Linked DNA regions of Homo sapiens: region 2 is linked to region 1. Evidence: read pairs that join two places in POLR2A ChIA-PET (ENCODE). Cell type or tissue: A673. All regions are shown on one strand.

Region 1 (2,500 bases):
GGCCTCAGGAAACTTAGAATTATGGCAAAAGACAAAGGGGAAGCATCCTCACCTTACATGGCCGGTGCAAGAGCAAGGGGTTTGGGGAGGTGCCACACACTTTTTAACAACCAGATCCCATGAGAACTCACTATCATAAGAACAGCACAAAGTGGAGGGTGCTAAGCCATTCATAAGAAGCCTCCCCATGATCTAATCACCTCCCACCAGGCCCTACTGCCAGCAGTGGGGACCACGATCGGACATGAGATTTGGTGGGGACAGAGATCCAAACCATACCACTAAGACATTTTAGGGTTGAAGAGCCATCAGTGGGAGAAAAATACTGGTAGAGGGGGATCTGAGAATTTTGGTACTATTCTTGAGAATCTGAATGTACTTAGAGGGATAAAGACAGACAATTCCTGTACTCTAACTTAAATTAGAAGATATAATACTTCAAATTCTCCCATGAATTAGCTAAAAATTTAATGCACTCTAAATACTAATACCCCTAGGGGTTTTCTTGAAACTTTACGTGATGTTTAACATTGATTTGAAAAAATAATCATTGAAAAAGAGGCTGAAAATTTGTTTAGCAAAAGGGCAGAATAGGTGTGCTTGTTCTTTAGATGTAAGTATGTTGCCTGCAGTAGTCAAGACAGTAAGGAACAGGCACAAAAAAAAGACAGGCAGATTAAAGAAACAGAATTAAAGGGCTTCAAAATAGAACAAATTAGGCAAGAGTGTTTAGTAAATATTAAAAGTGACATTTCAACATCATTTTCCAACGAGTTGATAACTCTGGGGTGGAAAAGGGCTTTCAATGCATGCCATCAAAGCCAGAAATAATATAGAAAAGGACTGAAAGATATGATGACATAAAATTTAGCATTTATGAAGGAACGAAAAAAAACTAAACAAAGGTTAAAAGACTAATAGAAAACATGAGAGAATATTTGTACTATTACTGTAAAATAGGCAAAAATTAACATCCTTTTTATATAGAGAGCCATTACAAATCAGTAGGAAACCCCTCAATGGACAAGTTAGCAAAACTATTAAGATGGAATTCATACACATTAGTACAATAAAGATATGGAAAGGTGTTCAATTATACCAATAAATAATTACAAATCAATATAAGTTTTCATTTATCTTAAAATACATACAACTTTCATACAAAGTTTGAAAGGGTTATAAATAACCAGTGTTGGCAAGGCTCTGGAAAAAGGGAATTCTAATGCCCTGTTACAGGAATGTAAATTGGTACATTTACATCATTTCCTGTAGGATAATGTGACTATATATACAGCTTTATATAATTTGGCTATATATATATAACATTTATATATATATATATATAAAATTTGGCTGTATATGTATAATTTGGCTATTTATAGGTATATTTGGATATATGCATATAAAATAATTTGACTATAGATAGCCAAATTTTATAGACAGTATAGCCTAATTATGTATACATAGGCCAGGCCCAGTGGTTCACACCTATAATCCCAATACTTTGGGAGGCTGAGGTGGGAGGATTACTTGAGCCCAAGGAGTCTGAAACCAGCCTGGGCAACATAGTAAGACCATGTCTCTACAAAACGAGATTTTAAACTCAGCTGGCATGATGGCACGTGTCTATAGTCCCAGCTACTCAGGAGGTTTAGGTGGGAGGATTGCTTGAGCCCAGGAGGTAGAGGCTGCAGTGAACAATGATCATGCCACTGCATTTCAGTCTGGGTGACAGAGTGAAACGCTGTCTCAAAAAAAAGTGTGTATAGATATGTATATGAATGTTAAATGTACATATATTTTTAGCCAGTAATCTTCCTTCTAGAGATAAATCCCGAACAAAAGGATATTCACTGGAGTGTTCATTAGATTTTGAAAAACAGAAAAGAAATACCAAACAGTTGATTAAATAAGGGACATCCATGTAATGCAATGCTATCTATTAAAAACTATACTGAATAGGAGAAATGAAAATAATTGAGATTCAGAAATGGAAAAATAAAACTTGTAAGGTCAGTAAGAGTGAAAAAGCCAAGAACAGAAAAGGAACAGCTATAGAATATTTTCTCCTCTTTCAATCATGGCGGAGTGAAGAACAGGCTAAGGTGCCTGTGGAGGGCGCACGCTGCTCTGGATGGCCCATCCTCCCTCTAGTAATGGCATGACAAAAAGAAGGAGCAAAATGTAAACGCTGTAAAGATAGTTAAAAGTCAAGTCACATGTGGTCTCCCAGGACTGCTTAGAGAGAATGTCTAGGTAGGAGTTTGGGAGGGTTTTATTGTCTGGAAAACAAAAGGTTTCAGAATTGGAAGGAAGAATTTGAGGAATGTATCAAGGCTAGCCAGAGCCTTGTGTCAGAAGAGCTCCAGGATATCACCAGCATCTTGCTCTTCCCACGGACTTTGGTCAGACGAATAGAGACAACTGATGAGGTTTTAGCATATTTGCAGCAGCCTGCCATTTCCAACACTGACACTGCCGTCCGGAGGTCACGTAAGGT
Region 2 (2,500 bases), 230 kb before region 1:
ATGCTACTTATGTGTCACACTCTCTTCTAAGCCCTTTGACACTGGATCCCCACAATCACCTTTTGCGGTAGGTGTATAATTCATTACTCCTGTCGACGCATGAGCTACCTAAGGATCTTAGAATTTTGCAAACTTTCACATCTGTGATTTTACTCCTACGCATAACTATGTTACAGGTTGGCCAGGGCAGGTATTATTAGCTCCCTTTGACAAATAAAGAAATTAATTCCCAAGAAGATCTGGACACTTGCATAAGGAAACACACGAAATTAGTGGCAAAGCTAAAACCAGAGCCTGTCCTTTTCATCTTGGATTCTTCTCCTACTAAGACATAAAACGATGAAAAGGAAAAACAAACACACAAACAAAAAACACAACTTCTTTAGCCACTTCATAGCTCTCTTTACTAACGTTCCTTGGCAAAATGATGAGCAATAATAGAACTGCATGAGAATTTCTTCTGGAGTTTTTGATGGGTACATTCATCTCAAAGTTACAGAGCAATATTTGCCAGGGAAAATTAGGGCTGAGTACCAAAAAAAAAAAAAAAAAACAATTTCTCAGCCAATGTAAGCAACTCTATAAATTCATGTAGAAGCTTTAATACCGAACACCAGAGTACACATTCCCCTGCAGAAACTCTGAGGGGAGCGATCCTTGCGCAGAATGAGCAAAGGTGAACCTGGTAACCTCAGGCTGCCCCCAAGAGCTGATGCCCTTTTATGGGCACCACATGTTACCCAAGAACAGTTGCTTCTTTTTCTGATTACCAGAAATCCTAAGGCTGGAGTTTTCTGCTGGGGCCTCTTCAGATTGCTGCCTAAAGAAAATGAAGAAATCGATCTTGACCCTTGCAATCTTTTGATTTAGCAAGAGAACTGGGAGCAGAACTCTTTGCAATTGCCTACTCCATCACTGAAGGCCATTCTTCCTTTTCCCATCAGAAGTGATACTCTGGTTGCCATGGCTCTAAAACCAAACCACAATTTTGTATGTAAATTATCCTTGTATATCAATGATGGCAATAAAACCCAACAGTGGTCTTTTCAAGTGACAATGAATGGAGCACTTTGAGAATGTGGCCTATTGCAGAGATGCTGTTCATCATCATCATTAGAAACAAAGAGGAAGAGGAAAGAGACAAACCACATGAACAATACAAGGGAAATTACCAGATCACCAGGAAATGTCTAGCCTGGGCTTGGCTATAACAAGTTTATGTTGAATTCATTTGACTGAGTAAAATGGAAAAGCTACAATAATGTTTTCTTCCCTATTATTTTTTTTTTTTACAAAAGGCTCACTTAACCTTCAGCCGTAGGATTATCCCACTTTGATGAGAGTGCATTAAACATTAACAATCTTACTATGTTACTCTCCCAGGCCAAATCTTATTAGCATTTAGTTCTGACATTGGTTCTTGCTGGTGAGTTATTTAAAAAATGTAAGAATCTGAGATTGTGTGATAAAAATCACATAGTCACATAATGGAGGTTATTAAAGGCCTTTCAAGATTTGAAACAGGCAGAACCAGCAGTACATGAGGCTCTTAGTCACTGTTTTGCTTTCATTAAAATATTTTGTGAAGCAAAGGGCCTTTCCTTTTGTGAGATGATTCTGAGCAAGGCTTGAAAAACTTTAGGTGCATTGTCCCTTGTAGGAAATTAGGACTAAAAAAATGGTCTTCGCTTCTCTCTACATTCTTCGGCTAGAGTGATCGCACACATTGCTTCCCTCCCTTTCTGTATTCTAAGAACAAGGTTGCCAGGTGGCTGGAACACAGCAGGACCCTGTTTTCTTATTCTGACAAGATGAATACCTGTTTTAATTTCAGGGAACTGGGAAGTAGGTGCCTGATTATCTTTCTGCAATATTATCCTGGTACCTATGAATTCTGAACTCTCAATTACGATTTCTGACTATTGTGGGAGAAGCTGGAGTCACATGGGTCCCTGGAAGGGTCTGGATTGTTAATGTTCCTTAAAGCAGCAGCCTGTGTCTTATGAAGGCTCAGGGGAGGCTGGTGGTGGAAGGAGCTCCATGTGTGTAAGTGATGTGTGCAAATGTGAAGGTGGACAGTCATTTCCAAGGTGTGACTCCAGCCTTCACTGCAGAATCCACAAGCAGAGCCTCTGCTTTCAGAAAGGGCACTCCATGCATATTAGCCACCAAATTGTATCTTGTCAAGACTTGGTTAAGTAACAATTAGAAAAATGGAGAGAATCAGTTTCTTTTCTTCCAACGCTTTTCCCCAATAATTAAGCTAACGGCAGACACTAGCCTCATTCCTTCTGACTAAATAGAAAGCAAAGAAAAACACTCTAAGGGATGGGCAGCAGACATGTTGGAGCAAAGGTCAAGGGGCCTAGGAATCGGCTCACTCCAGAAAGACAAAGCTCAGTATTTTATACCCAGGGAGGCTCTTAAAATGAACAGTTTAACCTTTTGCTTCCTAGAAGACAGAGGAGAGAAACAAACCCTCCTCAAGACCAGCGGCTGA

Evidence for each region. Peaks named below come from ENCODE experiments on the same cell type or tissue, not always from the same donor. Only the 100,000 strongest peaks of a DNase experiment are listed, where the experiment ranks them.
Region 2: POLR2A ChIA-PET joins it to region 1 with 15 read pairs; 3 of 35 experiments call an interaction of 5 or more read pairs at or near these places.

Annotation. Positions count from the first base shown.
Region 1 is chr14:72,075,798-72,078,297 of GRCh38, reverse strand. All of the region lies in intron 2 of RGS6 (regulator of G protein signaling 6), which reads right to left. Among named protein-coding and RNA genes, the nearest start is that of RGS6, 140 kb to the right of the region's middle. RefSeq lists an enhancer at 1,930-2,470. In A673, no CTCF peak of the experiment used is centred here; no DNase peak of the experiment used is centred here.
Region 2 is chr14:72,310,279-72,312,778 of GRCh38, reverse strand. All of the region lies in intron 2 of RGS6 (regulator of G protein signaling 6), which reads right to left. Among named protein-coding and RNA genes, the nearest start is that of MIR7843, 210 kb to the left of the region's middle. In A673, no CTCF peak of the experiment used is centred here; a DNase peak (open chromatin) is centred at 1,288.